Regions from separate parts of the Homo sapiens genome. Here all the other regions are linked to region 1. A link is an interaction called in ENCODE POLR2A ChIA-PET data of the cell type or tissue named here. Cell type or tissue: MCF 10A. All regions are shown on one strand. Links, peaks and the distances in the headings refer to the core of each region. The heading gives the core; the rest is flanking DNA. Region 1 overlaps BCL2L13 (BCL2 like 13). Region 2 has its middle 4.7 kb from the start of ATP6V1E1. Region 3 overlaps CECR2 (CECR2 histone acetyl-lysine reader).

Region 1 (6,931 bases), core at 572-5,571:
TTTTGTATTTTTAGTAGAGATAGGGCTTCGCCATGTTGGCAGGCTGGTCTCAAACTCCTGGCCTCAAGTGATCCACCCACTTAGGCCTCCCAAAGTGCTGGGATTACAGGCATGAGCCACTGCACCTGGCCTTCATTAATATTTCAAATGTGTTTTATCTCTAAATTTGAATGTCCAATCTGTATTTCACATTGTTCGGTCTAAGCTCTCCATTTGCTTGTGTTTAAAACTAAGATATTAGGCCGGGTGCAGTGGCTTATGCCTATAATCCCAGCACTTTGGGAGGCCAAGGCAGGCGGATCACCTGAGGTCAGGAGTTTGAGACCATCCTGGCCAACATGGTGAGACCTCATCTCTACTAAAAATACAAAAATCATCTGGGTGTGGCTGAAGATGATGTGGAATGAGAAACAAATGTCAACATAATAAAATCTCAGTTAAAGTATTTTAAAAATTCTTAGTTGAGCAGCTCTGGGGGAATAAGGGCAAATATGCTTGTTATGAACTGCACTGAAATCTACCAAAGTTAATGTTTACTTTGTGTAGATCCATTTGTCTATTTTATTTATTTTTCCCAGTGAAAAGTGTGTTTTGATAGAGAACTTTTCATTCTATAAATACACTGTGAGTTACTAAAATATCATGAATTTTGTTTATTCCTGAAACATAGTTAAACTGTACATATGACATGGCTTATGTTAAAAATACCCAGTGCTCAGTTTTGAAAGATAGGCAAAAAAAAAAAAAAGTATAGGAGAAACTGAAGAATGTACACTTTTTTAGGGGGCACATTTTGCTGTAAATCTGGAAATTTGATAGACTTGATTGTGAAAACTGAGCATTAAAGGTTTTGATTGATTAAAAAAAAAATTATCTGGGTGTGGTGGCAGGCACCTGTAACACCAGCTACTTGGGAGGCTAAGGCAGGAGAATTGCTTAAACCAGGGAGGCAGAAGTTTCAGTGAGCTGAGATCGTGCCATTGCACTCCAGCCTGGGCAACAAGAGCGAAACTCTGTATCAAACAAACAAAAACCCAAGATACTGCATTTTTTTTTTTTTTTCAGATGTAGTCTCCCTGTGTCGCCCAGGCTGGAATGCAGTGGCACTATCTTGGCTCACTGCAAGCTCCGCCTCCCAGGTTCACGCCATTCTCCTGCCTCAGCCTCCCAAGTAGCTGGGACTACAGATGGCTGCCACCACACCCGGCTAATTTTTTGTATTTTTAGTAGAGATGGGTTTTCACTGTGTTAGCCAGGATGGTCTCGATCTCCTGACCTCGTGATCCACCCGCCTCAGCCTCCCAAAGTGCTGGGATTGCAGGCGTGAGCCACCGCGCCCGGCCGATATTGCTTTTTTTTTAATGCCAGTTGGTGAAAATGTATCCTGTGACATAAGCTGTCAACATGAATCTCCTTAAGATACTGTGTGCTGAACATTACATTGACAGCTCTTAAAACCCTTCCAGAAGAGAATCATTTGACCACATGATATCGCATGTCTGTTATATAAAGCCTGTGGTATGATTTCCACGGGGAATGTATTTGTCATTAGTCACTTGAACACAACATCAAGTGAAACAAACTGCCTACCTCTCAAGGTGCAGCTACTTTTGAAAACCTGCAGCAGAGGAGGTGGTGCCAGCAGCCATAATCTGTTGGATGAATGGAGTGATATAGCACATAGTCAGTTAGGAACAGGCAGGCTTTGGACATATAGATTTGAAGGAGAAAAATAATATTTTGTTTTCTGAATTATTAACAGAAATGGCTAGGACTTAGAAACAGGGTCTTGCTTTGTTGCCCTGGCTGGAGTACAGTGGCATGATCATGGCTCATTTGCAGCCTCAACTTCCTGGGCTCAAGTGATCCTCCCACCTCAGCCTCCCTAGTAGCTGGGACCACAGGTGTGCATGCACTACCACACTTGGCTTATTTTTTGCAGAGAGAGGTTTCACTATGTTGCCCAAGCTGGTCTCAAACTCCTGGCCTCAAGCAATCCTCCCCGCTTGGCCTCCCAAAGTGCTGGGATTACAGGCATGCGCCACCTTGCCCAGCCTGTTTTCTCTTTCTACCTTGTTTTTTTTTTTTTTTCACTCTGCCTTTTTACCCGGCGAATGATGAACTGAGAAAAGGATTAGAAATCACAAGATTTGTTTCTTGCCCCAGCTCTGCCAAATACTAGCCCTGTGTTTTGGAAGGATTCATTTAACTTCTCTGAACCTCAGTTTCAACTACAAAAAGGGAAGAATAGCTTCTCTGTCTCACAAAAATAATGATGTGAAAGTGTTTTGTGAAAATGTCACACTTTTACAAATGCCAGGTTTTCACATGCGTCTCTGAAGAGTGTGGTTTTTTTCCCTCTCCTTAAGTCTGATCACCATTTCCTCTTAGTTTCAGTTTTGACTTTTATTTGCCCTGCAGCCCGGTGAGGGCACAGACTGGTTCATGTGCTGTGATTCTCCCTGAGTCATCCTTGCTCCCTCCCTCCTCATTCTCTTTTCATTTCCTGGGCTTGTGTTGCTACGTTAGAAGTCTGTCTGTCTCCTGGAAAGGGCAGAGCAAGTCCACTGTGGTAAGGCTTGTATTTTACTTTCTCCGTCGTCACATGATAAATACTTCTTGTGAAAGATTTACTTTTAGATTCCATAAAAGATTACTGGAGGGAATGTCATCTGTCTATTGTAATATTTAAGTATTTTGAATAAAATTAATCTTTGTCATTTTCTCTTGACATGAAGCTTCTGATTTTAGAATAGGTTTTTGTTTGTTTAATCTAGGATATTTAAAGACTATCTCTTGGAAGCTTTTAGGTTAATAATTTGTTAGAATAGTTTTCATATTGTGGGAGGTGACACACAGGGATGATCTGAAATTAATGAAGTGGGTTGCAGCTAAAATCAATTTAGTAAGAGTAAGTACTGTTTTGGGAAAATCTGCCTGCTGTATATGTGGGTGTGGATGTTTACTGTGTTGTACTCTGAAATGTGTTTTTTGTGGATCTTCCTCATCAAGTTGGGTGGAAAATTACTTCTCTGTAATTTCTTCAGCACTCTCCATTTTCTTATTTTAGGTTAATAATGATCTGAGAGGCGCATTTGGTTATAAGGGTCCAAAGCAGTGATCTGTTTCCATTTTGCGACTTCGAGGCCTCAGAAATATAAAACTAGCTGGTTGATCCCGGCTAGTTTTATATTTTTGAGCCCTCAAAGTTACAAAATGTCAGTGGAGCCTTTGTGTGTTTTGTGTCAGTGGAGCCAAAGAGATGGATACTCCCAACAATACAAATATTTTATATGAAGAATGATTTAGATTGTCAGAATCGTTCTAAGACTACTTGTAGATGTTATTCTAATGTAAGTTGTAACTAACGTATTATCCAAAACAGCTCTTTTTCTTGACAGATATATATATAAAGTCTGAGAAGTAATGATAGAGGTTTGTTGGCATAAATCTTAAGGGAAATGAGTCCTTAGAAAATTTACCAACGTAGATGGGCTTTGGAATTTTGCCAAAGCTTCTTCAGATGGAAAAGTTAAGTTCATAGGAGCTCAGCTCAGCAGCAGCTGTGTCTCAGAAGGTAAAATATTGCTTGAGGGGGCAGAATAATTTGTAACTGATGTGACCCCCTGCCCCCACCAAAAAAAAAGTGAAACAAAAAAATACAATCAATATAGACATCATGATGCAGCCAATTTTTGTAATAGGTCTCTGAGCAATTGTCAACCTGATTTTTACTTAGGTCTACCACCAAAGTAAAGTTATGTTTGTATTTTATTTTACATTTATTTTGATACGTTCCTTTACTTAGTTTTTTACTTAGTTCCTACCACCAAAGCAAAGTTATATTTGTATTTTATTTTACATTTATTTTGTTATATTCCTTTTATCTACTTAGGTTTCTTCTCTACTTCCCTTTTTAATTGAAGAGTTTAATGCATGTATCTGTGTGTTTGCTTGAAAAAAAACACCAAGTATAACATGTTCTATCTATGAATACTTCTGGCCATTAACTCAAAAGGTACTATATTACAGACAGAAAAGCACCAGAAAGCAATCAGGGACTTCATCTAAGAGGTAGGACAGCATAGTTGGTAAAAATACAGACCCTGGAGGCAAACTGCCTGGGCTTGAATCCCAGCTTTATTACTTTGGGAAAACTACTTATCTTCTTTACTTGTTTTGGTATCCATGTCTGTGAAATGGAAGTAATAATAATCCTCTCATAGCATTGTTGTGAGGTTTCAATAGATGAAGTGAAGACTTTAGAAGGGCACATGATAAGAATTATATAAGGGTTACCTATTATTGCTATCCAATTTGTCATAGCAAGCTAAGGGACCTTGGGCAAGTTACTCAAACCCTTTGGCTTCATTTATTTAAAAACAAAAACAAAAAAGACGCAGTTCTCTGCTTCTTTGTGCATATTTAAACTCATGGTTTATCCCATGAGTTTTATATTTTTGAGCCCTCGAAATTACTCCTTTGCATTTTATGTCAGTGAAGCCAAAGAGACAGATACTCTCAACAACACAAATATTTTGTATTAAAAACTATTTAGATTGTTAGAATGGTTCCGAGGCTACTTGTAGATATTATTCTTCTAATATGATAAGTTGTAAGTAATATATTATCCAAAACAGCTCTTTTTCTTTTAGTGAAAGCCTGCTCTTCATTATGACATTAATTATTAAGAGAGGCTCGGCCGAGCATGGTGGCTAACGCCTGTAATACCAGCACTTTGGGAGGCCGAGGTGGGTGACTCACAAGGTCAGGAGATCGAGACCATCCTGACTAACACGGTGAAACCCCGTCTCTACTAAAAAATACAAAAAATTAGCTGGGCGTGGTGGCAGGCACCTGTAGTCCCAGCTACTCGGGAGGCTGAGGCAGGAGAATGGCGTGAACCCAGGAGGCAGAGGTTGCAGTGAGCCAAGACTGCGCCACTGCACTCCAGCCTGGGCGACAGAGTGAGACTCCATCTCAAAAACAAAACAAAACAAAAAAAAGAGGCTCCAGCCCGGTGACATGGCAAAACCCTGTCTCAAAAATATAAAACTGAGGCTGGACGTGGTGGCTCACGCCTGTAATCCCAACACTTTGGGAGGCCAAGGTGGGCAGATCACCTGAAGTCCGGAGTTCGAGACCAGCCTGGCCAACGTGGTGAAACCCCATCTCTATGAAAAATACAAAAATTAGCCAGGCATGGTCGTGCATGCCTGTAGTCCCAGCAACTCGGGAGGCTGAGGCAGGAGAATTGCTTGAACCCAGGAGGCGGAGGTTGCAGTGAACCAGGATTGTGCCTCTGCGCTCCAACCTGGGTGAACAGAGAGAGACTCTGTCTCAGGAAAGATAAATAAATAAATGAAATAAAAAATAGAAAGATTAGCCAGGCATGGTGGTGGGTTCCTGTAATCCCAACTACTCAGGTGGCTGAGGCAGGAGAATCTCTTGAACCCAGGTTGCAGAACCCAGGAGCTGAGATTGTGCTGCTGCACTCCAGCCTAGGCAACAGAGTGCTATTAAAACAAAAGAAAACATTGACCGGGTGCAGTGGCTCACTCCTGTAATCCCAGCACTTTGGGAGGCCGAGGCAGGCAGATTGCCCAAGTCCAGGAGCTCAAGACCAGCCTGGGCAACATGGTGAGTGAGAGCCCATCTCTACAAAAAATATAAAAATTAACTGGAAGTAATCTGTGGTCCCATTTACTCAGGAGGCTGAGGCAGGAGGATCACTTGAGCCTGGGAGGTCAAGGCTGCAGTAAGCCAAGATTGCGCCACTGACCTCCAGCCTGGGTAACAGTAAGACCTTGTCTTAAAAAAAAAAAAAAAAAAAAAAAAAGAGGCTGCTATTTTTATATTTTTGTTTTATGTGAATTGGTCCCCAGGAGTAAAAGCTTAGTAATCTGTTCTTTCTTGTAAGACTTCTTACATAACAGCACAGAATGTTCAGTGAATCTTCATTAAAATGTCACGTCCTAAATACAGAAATACATTGTAAGGTAGGGAGGCCATGACAGCAAGACATAAAGCTATTTAATCTGAATTGGCCGGGTGCAGTGGCTCACACCTGTAATCCCAGCACTTCGGGAGGCCGAGGCAGGCAGATCATTTGAGGTCAGGACTTTGAGACCAGCAACATGGTGAATCCCTGTCTCTACTAAAAATTAAAAAAAAAAATTCTCCGGGCATGGTGGCGCACACCTGTAATCTTAGCTGCTCCGGAGGCTGAGGCAGGGGAATCGCTTGAACTTGGGAGGCGGAGGTTGCGGTGAGCTGAGATCACGCCACTGCACTCCAGCCTGGGTGACAGAGCAAGACTCTGTCTCAAAAAAAAGTAAATAAAAATAAAAAATAAATAAATGCCTGTAATCCCAGCACTTTGGGAGGCCGAGGTGGGCAGATCACGAGGTCAGGAGATCGAGACCATCCTGGCTAACACGGTGAAACCCCGTCTCTACTAAAAATACAAAAAAATTAGCCGGGCGTGGTGGTGGGCACCCATAGTTCCAGCTACTCGGGAGGCTGAGGCAGGAGAATGGTATGAATCCAAGAGGCGGAGCTTGCAGTGAGTCAAGATCGAGCCACTGCACTCTAGGCTGGGCGACAGAGCGAGACTCCGTCTCAAAAAAAATAAAAATAAAAAAAAATAAATAAATAAATCTGAATTGGCTTTTAAACAATATATTACGCCAAAGTTGTGATCAGACAAACTTGATCTAATGTCTTAGATGAGATGAAAAGATCCTCTAGATGTGGAACAAAGAACGTTCTTCAATCTTTTGTTAACTTTGAGCTGTTAAAAATAAGGGGAAAAGCCAGGCGTGGTGGTGCGGTGGCTCATGCCTGTAATCCCAGCAACTCAAGAGGCTGAGGTGGGAGGATCTATTGAGCCCAGGATTTTCAGGCTGTAGTGAGTTACGATTATGCCACT
Region 2 (6,931 bases), core at 664-5,663, 74 kb before region 1:
CACCTGAGGTCGGGATTTCGAGACCAGCCTGACCAACATGGAGAAACCCCAGTCTCTACTAAAAATACAAAATTAACAGGCGTGGTGGTGTGTGCCTGTAATCCCAGCCACTGGAGAGGCTGAGGCAGGAGAATTGCTTCAACCCAGGAGCAGAGGTTGCGGTGAGCCAAGATCGTGCCACTGCACTCCAGCCTGGGCAATAAGAGTGAGACTCCGTCTCAAAAAAACAAAAAAAAAAAAAACAAATTCCTTTGTCCCATCAATCCATCAATGTACTTTATAACCCTTTCTTTTTTTTTTGAGACAGAGTCTCACTCTGTCGCCCAGGCTGCAGTGCAACGGCATGGTGTCAGCTCACTACAACCTCTGCCTCCCGGGATCAAGTGATTCTCCTCCCTCAGCCTCCCAAGCAGCTGGGATTACAGGTGCCTGCCACCATGCATGGCTAATTTTTGTATTTTTAGTAGAGATGAGGTTTCACTGTGTTGGCCAGGCTGGTCTTGAACTGCTGACCTCGTGATCCACCTGCCTCGGCCTCCGAGAGTGCTGGGATTACAGGTGTGAGCCACTGCACCCGGCCTTCTTTTTCTTTTCTTTTTTTTTTTTTTTTTGAGATGGAGTCTCGCTCTGTTGCCCAGGCTAGAGTGCAGTGGCAGAATCTCGGCTCACCACAACCTCCGCCTCCCGGGTTCAATTGATTCTCCTGCCTCAGCCTCCCCAGTAGCTGAGATTACAGGCATCTGCCACCACGCCCAGCTAATTTTTGCATTTTTAGTAGAGATGGGGTTTCAACACATTGGCCAGGGTGGTCTTGAACTCCCGACCTCAGGTGATCTGCCTGCCTCCACCTCCCAAAGTGCTGGGATTACAGACGTGAGCCACCGCGCCCAGCCATAACCTTTTTTTAATAACCTTACTTTTTAACCTTTTATAACCTTCTTATAACCTTACTTTATAACCTTTATAACCTGGATTGGATCCAGGGTCACTTACTGCATTAGTGATCATGTCTTTTTAGTCTCCTTTAATATGGAAGAGTTTCCTCAGACTTATCTTTCTTGATAGTGACATTTTGAAGAATATAGGCCAGTTGTAGAAAATCACTCAATTTTTTTTTTTTTTGAGACAGAAGAGTGTCGCTCATGCTGGAGTGCAGTGGTGCAAACTCGGCTCACTGCAACCTCCACCTCCTGGGTTCAAGAGATTTTCCTGCCTCAGCCTCTCCAGTAGCTGGGATTACAAGCGCCCGCCACCACGCCCCGCTAATTTTTTCTTTTTGGTAGAAACAGGGTTTTGCCACATTGGCCAGGCTGTTCTTGGAACTCCTGAGCTCAGATGATCTGCCTGCCTTGGCATCCCAAAGTGCTGGGATGACAGGTGTGAGCCACCACGCCCAGCCTCAATTGGGTTTTGACAGTTTCCTCATAATTAGATTCAGGTTACGCATTATAGCAGGAGTACTACATGTGTGATATTGTGTCCTCTTTGCAACACATCAGAAAGTACATGATGTCCGTTTGTCCCTTTTTTTCAATTTTATTTTTAAAATTGAGACAGAGTCCTACAGTGTTTGTCAGGCTAGTCTCGAACTCCTGGGCTCAGGGGATCCTCCCACCTCAGCTCTTTGTCCTTTTAGTAGGAATGGTACGTGTGTGTATGTATGTGTGTGTGTGTATATATATATATATATATATATATATATATATATATTTTTTTTTTTTTTTTTTTTTTTTTTTTTTTTGAGATGGAGTTTCGCTATTGTTGCCCAGGCTGGAGTGCAGTGGCGCAGTCTCAGCTCACTGCAACTTCCACCTCCCGGGTTCAAGTGATTCTTCTGCCTCAGCCTCCTGTGTAGCTGGGACTATAGGCGCGTGCCACCACACTCAGCTAATTTTTGTATTTTTAGTAGAGATGGGGTTTCACCATATTGGCCAGGCTGATCTCGAACTCCTGACCTCGTGATCTGCCCGCCTTGGCATCCCAAAGTCTTGGGATTACAGGCGTGAGCCACGGCGCCTGGCCGGTACACATATTTTGAAGGCTGTTAATACATGCTGCCATTTTTTCCCCATTTGTACTAGTGTACAATGTTCCTTGTACTGTATGACAGATTGGTATACATATTTGGTATACATATTTGAGAATACTGATAATGCTGGATAAAGGAAAGATTTACCCACAGGACAATAAACGTTGCCATTTATTAATATATTTATTAATACATGCTGCCATTTTTTCCATTTGTACTAGTGCACAGTGTTCCTTGTAGGACAGATTGGTGTACATATTGGTATATATATTTGAGAGTACTGATAATGCTGGATAAAGGAAGGATTTAGTCACAGAACAATAACACAGGGCAAGAGAAACTGATGCAATTGACCTTAACTTGATCACTATTGAGCTAAACTAGATTGGATTATTTGTCTAATTTTGTTCATCTTTTGCATTAATAGCCTCATTCTTCATTGTCCTAAAAAACAGATTGCAGGAGTATGGAATATGCTAGAGGACTATTCTACCCTCTAGCATCCCTAGGTCAGGTTGAGGTGGAATTAACACATTTTGATTACAATCTCTCCTGTATTTTTACAGTGTTCTGCAAATGACAGGATTTGGGGAGTAGAAACAGCAGTCTAATTCTACATGTCAAATTGTTTCTGAAATTAATATCTGGAATGGATGTAGCACTGTCTAGATCAACCGTGCTTTTGTTTTTTGGAAAACAGTGTGATAATCTTTATGATTCTTCTTCTTTTTTTTTTTTTTTTTTGGAGATGGGAGTCTTGCTCTGTCACCAGGCTGGAGTGCAGTGGTGCAATCTTGGCTCACTGCAACCTCTGCCTCCCGGGTTCAAGCAATTCTCCTGCCTCAGCCTCCCGAGTAGCTGAGACTACAGGCATGTGCCACCATGCCCAGCTAATTTTTGTATTTTTAGTAGAGACAAGGTTTCACCATGTTGGCCAGGTTGGTCTCGAACTCCTGGCCTCAGGTGATCCACCCGCCTCAGCCTCCCAGAGTGCTAGGATTACAGGCATGAGCCACTGCGCCTGACCACGATTTACTTATTTTTATTTTGAGACATTAGAAAATACAAAAAAGTACAAAGAATAATTTATTCCCATACCATGCACCACTACCCAAAATTAACAATTAACATTTGTCACATTTACTTCAAGACTTCACTTGAAAAACAAATCGTAGGTATAGTTACTATCCCCTTTTGCAGCACCCACTTCTCCCCCATGTTAGTTTCTCTTTAAAACTCAATTTTCTTCAGTTTTGCTGATTCACCAAGGAACAGGCCAGGTCCTGTCTGAAAAGAATGTAAGCTTTACAGAGATAACCTCTGAAGGGAAAAAGTTGTTATGAATACATGCAAAGATGAGCCAGTTGGTAGTTTTCCAAATGTAATTTTCTCCTACATTCTTAGGCCTTGTGGAGACACTTTAAAACATATTTTCAGACAAGTTTCAAAAAACTCCCTCCTAGATAAGCCTATTTGTGGCTTCACCAAAGTCACTGGCCTAGATTCCTGTCAGGTTAGTCAGAAAGGGACGGTTCATGTGCTCTCACCTACTCCCAGGCAGGTTTACTAGATACTGAATCAGCAGGATAAATAAGCTAACTCTGGAGTTTGCTCAGGAGGACAAAGCGCGAAAGACTAGAAGTAAATGTAAATCATCTGTCTTTAAATGTTGAGCAAATAATTTGAAAAGGAAAAAACAAAGTGTAGCCAAAAAATAGTAACTCTAACTTAGGTGTCTGCACTTTTTGCCTCTTTCCAGCCAAATTTCTATGCTACAGTGATTTAAAACCTAGATGGCAGATGGCATCAAGTCACTCCCCAATTTACAACTCTGTCATGGCTTCTGCTTGCTCCTGAAGCCTTCCGCTGGCTCTAGTAGATGAGACCACTGGATCTGGCCCTGTATGCTTGCCTGCCCTCATTACCCCTCCTCCCTTTGCACACCACCTCAAAGCTTTACTGGTTGCCTTTCAGTTTTTTTGAAAACATCTATTTTTCTGCTTGAGAAGTTATTTTCCTCCACTTACCACTTAACTTGTTTTTCATCCTTTAGGTCTCAAAATCTCTTTGAGGAGAGCTTATCCTGGTCACTCTCTCACCTTCTTCTCTATTCCAGTCCCTTGTCTGTTTCAGGACATGCCACCACCTTTTTTTTGTTTGTCTTGTTTTGTTTTTTTGAGACGGAGTCTCACTCTGTTGCCCAGGCTGGAGTGCAGTGGAGTGATCTCGGCTCAACACAACCTCCACCTCCCAGGTTCAAGCCATTCACCTGCCTCAGTCTCCCGAGTAGCTGGGACCACAGGCATGAGCCACCATGCCCGGCTAATTTTTTGTATTTTTAGTAGAGACGAGGTTTCACTATGTTAGCCAGGCTGGTCTGGAACTTCTGACCTTATGATCCACCTGCCTCAGGCTCCCAAAGTGTTGGGACTACAGGCGTGAGCCATCGCACCCAGCCCATGCCATCATCTTAAATTATTTTTACTTTTTTCTGTTTCAATGTTTTTCTTTTCTGGTTTTCCAACTAAGATGTTAGCTTCACAAGAGGGACCGCGTCTGATGTACTCATCATTGCTTTTGCTAGCACCCAGCACCCTGCCTGGTTAATGGCAGGGATTCAATAAACAATTGATTGGCCAGGCGTGGTGGCTGGCACCTGTAATCCTAGCACTTTGGGAGGCTGAGGCAGGCGGATCACTTGAGCCCAGGAGTTTGAGACCAGCCTGGGCAACATAGTGGGACACCTGCCTCTACAAAAAAAAATTAAATAAATTAGCCAGGCTTTCTGGTGCATGCCTGTAGTCCTTGCTACTTGGGAGGATGAGGCCAGAGGATTGCTTGAGCCTGGGAAGTCAAGGCTAGAGTAAGTCATGATCACATCACTGTACTCTAGCCTGGGTAACAGAGTGGAAGTGGAGACTCTGTCTCAAAAGGAAAAAAAAAAAAAAAGCAACAAACAACTGATGAATGCAAATGAATAAAATGAGTAGAGTCTAGTTTAGAGTCGATAACCACATTAGCCTGTAGGCTAGAGATCTGTAGCGCCTATTAAAATCTGTCCAAAACTCCCCCGAAAACTGACCAGGTGCAGTGGCTCATGCCTATAATCCCAGCACTTCAGGAGGCCAAGGCAGGTGGATCACTTGAGGCCACAAGTTCAAGACCAGCCTGGACAACACAGCAAGACGCTATCTCTACAAAAAAAAAACTAAAAAATTAAATAAAAAAGGGCCGGGTGTGGTAGCTCACACCTGTAATCCCAGCACTTTGGGAGACTCAGGCGGGCGGATCACAAGGTCAGGAGTTTGAGACCAGCCTAGCCAACATGGTGAAACCCCATCTCTACTAAAACAAAAGCAAATTAAATAAAAAAACTCCAAATACCATAAACTGCTGTGATTAAAGTCAAATGATTTCTATAAAAGGGCTATATTATTTTATGCAATTTGCTGAAAAGACAATCTCTTTCCTCATTGAAATGCCTTAGCACTTCTGTTGAAAATTAGTTAACAATTCTAGGTTTTCTGTTCTGTTCCATTGACCTGTATGTCTAGTCTCAAAATATATATTCAAAAAATAAAATTAAAAAGGGAAGGCCAGGAACTTTAGGAGGCCAAGATGGGAGAATTGCTTGAGGCTAGGAGTTTCTGAGCAGCCTGGGGAACATACCCATTTCCACAAAAACAATCTTTTTTTTTTTTTAGACAGAGTCTCACTCTGTCGCCCAGGCTGGAGTGCAGTGGTGCGATCTCGGCTCACTGCAACCTCCGCCTCCCGGGTTCAAGTGATTCTTCTGCCTCAGCCTCCCCAGTAGCTGGGACTGAAGGTGCGCGCCACCATGCCCAGCTAATTTTTTGTATTTTTAGTAGAGACGGGGTTTCACTGTGTTGGCCAGGATGGTCTCCATCTCCTGACCTCGTGATCCGTCCCCCTTGGCCTCCCAAAGTGCTGGGATTATAGGCGTGAACCACCACGCCCGGCCTACAAAAACATCTTTTAAAAAGTAGCCATGTGTGGCCTGGGGCGGTGGCTCACGCCTGTAATCCCACCACTTTGGGAGTCTGAGGTGGGTGGATCACTTGGGGTCAGGAGTTCGAGAGCAGCCTGGCCAACACACTGAAACCCCGTCTCTACTAAAAATACAAAATGTAGCCAGGCATAGTGGTGCACACCTGTAGTCCCAGCTACTTTGGAGGCTGAGGCAGGAGAATCACTTGAGCCCAGGAGGCTGAGGTTGCAGTGAGCCAAGATCTGCCACTGCACTCCAGCCCAGGCAACAGAGGGAGACTCCGTCTCAAAAAAAAGAAAAAAAAAAAAAAAAGCTACATGTGGTGGCACAAGCCTGTGGTCCTTGATACTTGGGAGGCTGAGGTGGAACAATTGTGAGCCCAGGAGGTCCATGATGCAGTGAGGTATGATTGTACCACTGCACTCCAGGCTGGGTAACAGAAGCGACACCTTGTCTCTAAAAAAATAAATAAGACCAGGCATGGTGGCTCACGACTGTAATCCCAGCACTTTGGGAGGCCGAGAGGGGTGATCACCCAAGGCCAAGAGTTGGAGACCAGCCTGGCCAACATGGCGAAACCCTATCTCTACTAAGAATACAAAAAAAAAATATTAGCCAGGTGTGGTGGTGGGTGCCTGTAATCCCAGCTACTCAGGAGGCTGAAGCAGGAGAATCGCTTGAACCCAGGAGGTGAGGTTCAGTGAGCTGAGATCGCGCCATTGCACTACAGCCTGGGTGACAGAGCAAGACTCTGTCTCGAGAAAATAATAATAAAAAATAAATAAATAAATAAAGGAAAAGACTGAGAGCAATGTGAAAGAAATGAACTTAAGTATGTACCAAATTGGTAACATAAGTACCTCCCAAAATAAATTATTGCATGTTACATTTTT
Region 3 (6,931 bases), core at 33-5,032, 150 kb before region 1:
CCAGATGCTCTCAGAAGGCCTTCTCATGCTCCTCTTCGTTAGGCTTAGTGAAAACCTTAAGACCTGCAGTTTGTGCCCCTCAGTTCAGTCAGACCTCAGCTTTAAATGTCGATTTACTCTGTCTTGTTCCCTGAAAGTGTTTCTTGTGACTAAGCATTTGGTGTCATTATCCCATGCCATTTATCTGCTGTATAGTTACTATATTATTTTTGCTGATTCCTACTGCTGGCAGATGCCATCCCAGGCCCACAAAATCCCAGTGTTGCAGTCACCACAGCTGTCAGAAACAAGTTTGCAATCCATACTTCTTGGTTCAATTTTTTTTTTTAATGGACATTCAAATCTGTAAATACTACACTGCTCTTAAGACCTGATTTGAAATTTCACAGGAAGGCCTAATCCTATAGTCACAAGGTAAGGACAGTTGAGTAGTGTAAGAACCCCAACCTGCTTGCAGAGAACCTTGGTTTTCATAGAAAGGAAAGGCTGAAGGTTTTCTAGCATTGTTGCCCTTCTTTGTCTGTCAGTCAGTTCACCCTCTGTGATTCTCCATGGACCCGCATTGCAGAAAATCAGTCCCATATATTAGTGAGCCATGTACTGCCCAATCCGGGGGCTCCTGGGGTGTGGTGTGTCCACCAGTGACTCTCCGGACACTAGCTTCAGTAAGGATACTTCTTATTTCGGTTGAGAATGCAGAGGCTTTTATTCGTGGACTCACATCACTGCATAGCACAAAGAATGTGATTGCCATTTGCTGCGTGAGAAAAAGCTGGGCTCCCTATTTCTTTTTTGGGTTGGACTCTGCCGTGCAGCCATAGGACACCAAGCCTCACGCACTTTCCCCTTGGGACAGTAGTGTTTGGGTGAATGTTACTGCATCCCGTTTTTTTTCTTTTCTTTTTTTTTTTTTTTTTTTTGAGACGAAATCTTGCTCTTGTCCCCCAGACTGGAGTGCAATGGCACGATCTCGGCTCACTGCAACCTCCACCTCCCAGGTTCAAGGGATTCGTCTGCCTCGGCCTCCCAAGTAGCTGGGACTACAAGCGCGCACCACCACTCCCAGCTAATTTTTGTATTTTTAGTAGAGGCGGGGTTTCACCATGTTGGCCAGGCTGGTCTCAAACTCCTGACCTCAGGTGATCCACCCGCCTTGGCCTCCCAACATGCTGGGATTACAGGCGTGAGCCAACACACCGGACCTTCATTTTTTAAATTAAGCTGGGACACAAGTTTTGCCTCCAGGCTGGATGTTGATCCTGCTCTGTGCTAGACAGATGTGCGGAGGGACTGTTCCGGGCTCGGCTTGACCTTTTCCTACCTAGTTTCTCCCTCTTGTCCTGCACAAGAGGACTAACTGAACTCTAACGTCAGAACGGCTGACGAGCAGTTGATTGTCCTTGCTTGTGTTGTTGACAGGGGTGGGTGGGGTGGGAGCAGGGGTATGGATATTGCATAAGTTATTGAAATGCTGACCCCCGTTCAGGAAACCATGCAGCCCCTTCCCTTCCCTTCCCTTCCCTTCCTTTCCCTTCCCTAGCCAGGGCTCAGGTACCTCACTCTCCTGCCTTGTGCGTAGCTCCTGGGGCCCCGGTCAGTCCCCAGCAGCCTTGGCACACAGTGTCTGGAGCCTCTGCTCCTGCTGCAAAAGCAGAAACCATGTGAACCTTCTGGCCAGTACTGGAAAGGGGAATGCTATTTATTTTTATATTGTGTATATTTTGTCGTGGTCTGCTGATTCCCTGTTTCACTGAGAGCGACACTTACCTCAATAGTTAGTTCAATATTGTGTGTTGGATAATTTTTTAAAAGAACTTTTTAAAAAGCTTTTTGATCCTTGGAGGTCTGTAGATTTATTTCCATATGAACTGGTTATTTTGTATAAAGTACATGCTTAAAATAGCAAGGCTCCTCTGTGTGTGTGGTGTGTCTGTCCATGTGTCATTTCCATATCAGGGCAAACCCAGACTTCCATCAGGACGAAGGCGTGAACTAGGCCACAAGGCCACCAGCTGAAATGCCACCCCTCGTCCATTCTCATGCATCCAGAATCCACGGAGGCGGGGCACGGGTCCTGTGCATGAGACAGAGGAATATGGTTCCAGAGAACTTCAAAACAGTCATGTACTGACTGGCAGTTCTAAACCATGTCAGGGATAAAACGCTCCTCACAGCCGATCCTTGCGAAGCTGGCCCGGCCGTCAGCATCTCACTGGTAAAGGCGTCCGCCTTCAGAAGGTTACTACACCTGAGGTGCACGACTTCTCTCCTTGCAGGCTTTAGGGTGCCTGGGATGGGAAAGGAGTATAACAGTGGGGCAGCGGGGCAGCTCCAGCCTGGAGCCCGCTGTGCACACACATGGCCAGAAGTGGGAGCTCCAGCCTAAGCAAGCGGGCAATCTTATACCTGCCAAGGTCATTTATGTTTTATTTCCAGTTACTGGGAGAACAGTTTGAAAGTAGCTTCATTCAGCCAGGCGCGGTGGTTCACGTCTGTAATCCCAGCACTTTGGGAGGCTGAGGCGGGCGGATCACGAGGTCAGGAGATCGAGACCATCCTGGCTAACACGGTGAAACCCCGTCTCTACTAAAAATACAAAAAATTAGCCGCGCGTGGCGGCACACACCTGTAGCCCCAGCTACTCGGGAGGCTGAGGCGGGAGAATGGCGTGAACCCGGGAGGCGGAGCTTGCAGTGAGCCGAGATCGCACCACTGCATTCCAGCCTGGGTGACAGAGTGAGACTGTGTCCCAAAAAAAGAAAGTAGCTACATTCTTAGAAATCAGCTACAGTCTTAAGACACCAGAACTCCTGTTTTGTCCTTAAATGCAGACTGTCCCAGTTTAATGATCATTCAACTTAGGAGTTTTTGAAAATGAGACACATTCTGCAGAAACTGTACTTGAAGTCCTCGTGCAACAATTCTCTTTCACCTTCTGTACGGTATTCAATAAACTCCATGACATATTCAACACTGTGTGATAAAGGAGGCTCAGCCAGGTGTGCTGGCTCACACCTGTAATCCCAGCACTCTGGGAGGCCAAGGCAAGTAGATCATATGAGCTCAGGAGTTCGAGACCAGCCTGGCCAACATGGCAAAAGCCTGCCTCTACTAAAAACACAAAAATTAGCGGGGCGTGGTGGCGGGTGCCTGTAATCCTGGCTACTTGGGAGGCTGAGGCAGGACAATCGCTGGAAGCTGGGATGCGGAGGTTGCAGTGAGCCAAGATCGCGCCACTGCATTCCAGCCTGAGCGACAGGAAGACTCCGTCTCAAAAATAAAAATAAAAAAGGAGGCTCAACTGTGGGCTAGCATAAGTTTGCTGAGCATGCTTGAGGCAGGCTAAGCTGTGATATTTGGTGGGTTAGGTGGATTCAGTGCATTTCCAGCTGACAATATTTTCAACTCATGATGGGTTTATCCGGAGGTGACCCCACTGGAAGCTGAGGAGCATCTGTAATTGGCTGTGGAAGTAATCCTCATTCCATAAAAATTTCACCACAATTAGTACCCGTTTCCAAACCCATGCTTGGGGCTGTCCCTTTCTAGGCAGTGATCTGTTCACTCTCCTTTTAACCTCCAGTTGTTTGGTGTCTGATTGTCCCCACTGATACTCTGTTGTTACTGGCTAACAAATTTTTGAGCCTTTTATCCTGGTATTATTTTAAAACTGTTCAGTTATTCTCCCATGAAAAGTGTTTCTATGATAAAACATTTTATGCCAACCGTACTTTCTTGTTTAGTAGTTGCATTTCAGTGTAATTTCTGAAACAAAACAAAAATCAACTTTAAAGTGAAAAATCAGGCTGGGCACGGTGGCTCACTTGATGTCAGGAGTTTGAGATCAGCCTGGCCAGCATGGTGAAACCGTCTCTACCAAAAATACAAAAATTAGCCGGGCATGGTGGCACACGCTTGTGATCTCAGCTACTTAGGAAGCTGAAGCAGGAGAATTGCTTAAACCCTGCAGGCAGAGGTTGCAGTGAGCAGAGATCGCACCACTGCACTCCAGCCTGGGCAAGAGTGTGAGATCCTGTCTTAAAAAATCACTAGTAAACCCCAGATCAGACATGATGCTACTCAAATTGTGCATCTCGATGGATTCTCCCAGTGGGTGGGGGGAGCACCACTCTGGCCTGGCTTCCTTCACTGTTCTGTCAGCTTTCCTAGAGCCCAGTCCAGCTGCATCAGTGGCTGGGATGGCGTTAGCAAACCCACTCCCTGTGCATATCAGCAGCACACCCTTAAAATGCATGCAAACTTTGATTCCTAACTTTCAGATTTCCTCCTACCGTGACATGAATTCTCACCAAACAAAGGCCAGAATGTTTTTTGACATATTTAGCTATTGATAGGCTTTAGCTCTCCCTCTCCCTCTCCCTCTCCCTCTCCTCACGGTCTCCCTCTCTTTCCACGGTCTCCCTCTCATGCGGAGCCGAAGCTGGACTGTACTGCTGCCATCTCGGCTCACTGCAACCTCCCTGCCTGATTCTCCTGCCTCAGCCTGCCGAGTGCCTGCGATTGCAGGCACGCGCCGCCACGCCTGACTGGTTTTGGTGGAGACGGGGTTTCGCTGTGTTGGCCGGGCTGGTCTCCAGCTCCTAACCGCGAGTGATCCGCCAGCCTCGGCCTCCCGAAGTGCCGGGATTGCAGACGGAGTCTCGTTCACTCAGTGCTCAATGGTGCCCAGGCTGGAGTGCAGTGGCGTGATCTCGGCTCGCTACAACCTCCACCTCCCAGCCGCTTGCCTTGGCCTCCCAAAGTGCTGAGATTGCAGCCTCTGCCCGGCTGCCACCCCGTCTGGGAAGTGAGGAGCGTCTCTGCCTGGCCGCCCATCGTCTGGGATGTGAGGAGCCCCTCTGCCTGGCTGCCCAGTCTGGAAAGTGAGGAGCGTCTCCGCCCGGCCGCCATCCCATCTAGGAAGTGAGGAGCGTCTCTGCCCGGCCGCCCATCGTCTGAGATGTGGGGAGCGCCTCTGCCCCGCCGCCCCGTCTGGGATGTGAGGAGCGCCTCTGCCCGGCCGCGACCCCGTCTGGGAGGTGAGGAGCGTCTCTGCCCAGCCGGCCCGTCTGAGAAGTGAGGAGACCCTCTGCCTGGCAACCACCCCGTCTGAGAAGTGAGGAGCCCCTCCGCCCGGCAGCCACCCCGTCCGGGAGGGAGGTGGGGGGTCAGCCCCCCGCCCGGCCAGCCACCCCGTCCGGGAGGTGAGGGGCGCCTCTGCCCGGCCGCCCCTACTGGGAAGTGAGGAGCCCCTCTGCCCGGCCACCACCCCGTCTGGGAGGTGTGCCCAACAGCTCATTGAGAACGGGCCATGATGACAGTGGCAGTTTTGTGGAATAGAAAGGCGGGAAAGGTGGGGAAAAGATTGAGAAATCGGATGGTTGCCGTGTCTGTGTAGAAAGAAGTAGACATGGGAGACTTTTCATTTTGTTCTGCACTAAGAAAAATTCTTCTGCCTTGGGATCCTGTTGATCGGTGACCTTACCCCCAACCCTGTGCTCTCTGAAACATGTGCTGTGTCCACTCAGGGTTAAATGGATTAAGGGCGGTGCAAGATGTGCTTTGTTAAACAGACGCTTGAAGGCAGCATGCTCGTTAAGTGTCATCACCACTCCCTAATCTCAAGTACCCAGGGACACAAACACTGCGGAAGGCCGCAGGGTCCTCTGCCTAGGAAAACCAGAGACCTTTGTTCACTTGTTTATCTGCTGACCTTCCCTCCACTATTGTCCCATGACCCTGCCAAATCCCCCTCTGTGAGAAACACCCAAGAATTATCAATAAAAAAATAAATTAAAAAAAAAAAAAGAATAACAAGAAACATCTATTCTCTGTTTTCCATACCCTAAGCTTGGTTCTAAGCACCTTATGTTCATTGACTTATTAAATTCTCACAACATGAAAAAAAAAAAAAAAGATAGGCTTTAATTTTTCTTGAGACAGGGTTTCACTCTGTTGCCCAGGCTAGGTACAGTGGCATGGTCTCAGCTCACTGCAGCCTCAATCTCCCGGGCTCAAGCAGTCCTCTCACCACAGCCTCCCAAGCAGCTGGGACTACAGGGGCACCCCACCACACCCAGCTAATTTTTTGTCTCACGATGTTGCCCAGGCTGGTCTAGAACTGAGCTCAAGTGATCTGTCTGCCTCAGCCTCCCGAAGTGCTAGGAATTACAGGCGTGAGCCACTGTGCCCGGCCTTTATTTTTTATAAGGAACTTAGCCATTTAGAGTGCTTCCAGATTTATCTTCTTCGGGCCAAAACCAGCAACAAATATATGTACCAAAAGTTAGCATCTTCCACTGGTTAACTGTTTCAAAACAGTGCAGTAGGCAGTGTAAATGTGGCTCTATTTTTGGAACTGTTACTGTTTAACGCTTGTTAAGCATCCTGGGTAAATATATCTTACACAGATAATCCTACACAGTGAGCTTCTTAAAATAAGAGCATAAAAGCTACTCGGGCAAGATTTAGGGAGACAGGAAGCTATACATTGTTACTGTAGATTAGTCTCAAAAGTTCTGATCAACTTTCTATTTTGACATTTGGAGACATCCATAGGTGCTTCTCTTGTTAAAGATTAATGTCTCTTGTCTCTAAACCAATTCGTGTTACTGGAAGGAAAGGCAACGCAAGTTTTATAAATCAGCCCCTTTGTGGGCTCCATTTTGCTATACTCTATGTTCTCTGAGAGTGCTACCAACGGAATTGAGAAAATAACCATCCAGACGGGCTATTTGGGGGCTGATCTTTACCCTGGAATCTTCCTGGAAGGTGAACGGCCTATGTCATGCAGTTGTTATGCAAGAGGTATCATGGGACCTTTCCTTCTGGGCGCTCATGGAGCCGCGGCAGAGCCCTGGGTGACCCAGCAGCAGCTGCCTGCTGTGTGGCTGCCTTCACTGTCCTCCCCCACAACTGCTGTTGATTTCTC

Evidence for each region. ChIA-PET counts read pairs that join two places held together with the same protein. Peaks named below come from ENCODE experiments on the same cell type or tissue, not always from the same donor. Only the 100,000 strongest peaks of a DNase experiment are listed, where the experiment ranks them.
Region 2: POLR2A ChIA-PET joins it to region 1 with 19 read pairs; 11 of 35 experiments call an interaction of 5 or more read pairs at or near these places.
Region 3: POLR2A ChIA-PET joins it to region 1 with 13 read pairs; 3 of 35 experiments call an interaction of 5 or more read pairs at or near these places.

What each region holds. Positions count from the first base shown.
Region 1 is chr22:17,704,254-17,711,184 of GRCh38, forward strand. The region is part of intron 6 of BCL2L13 (BCL2 like 13); the gene reads left to right. Among named protein-coding and RNA genes, the nearest start is that of MIR3198-1, 57 kb to the right of the region's middle. RefSeq lists enhancers at 2,060-2,109, 2,130-2,179. In MCF 10A, for the core only: no CTCF peak of the experiment used is centred there; a DNase peak (open chromatin) is centred at 2,468.
Region 2 is chr22:17,629,998-17,636,928 of GRCh38, forward strand. It overlaps a transcript of BCL2L13 not described here. Among named protein-coding and RNA genes, the nearest start is that of ATP6V1E1, 4.7 kb to the left of the region's middle. RefSeq lists a silencer at 4,777-5,008. In MCF 10A, for the core only: no CTCF peak of the experiment used is centred there; a DNase peak (open chromatin) is centred at 3,544.
Region 3 is chr22:17,556,246-17,563,176 of GRCh38, forward strand. CECR2 (CECR2 histone acetyl-lysine reader) reads left to right here. Exons shown (of 19, transcript NM_001290047.2): 19 at 1-1,906. Among named protein-coding and RNA genes, the nearest start is that of SLC25A18, 3.8 kb to the right of the region's middle. In MCF 10A, for the core only: a CTCF peak has its summit at 2,367; a DNase peak (open chromatin) is centred at 2,376.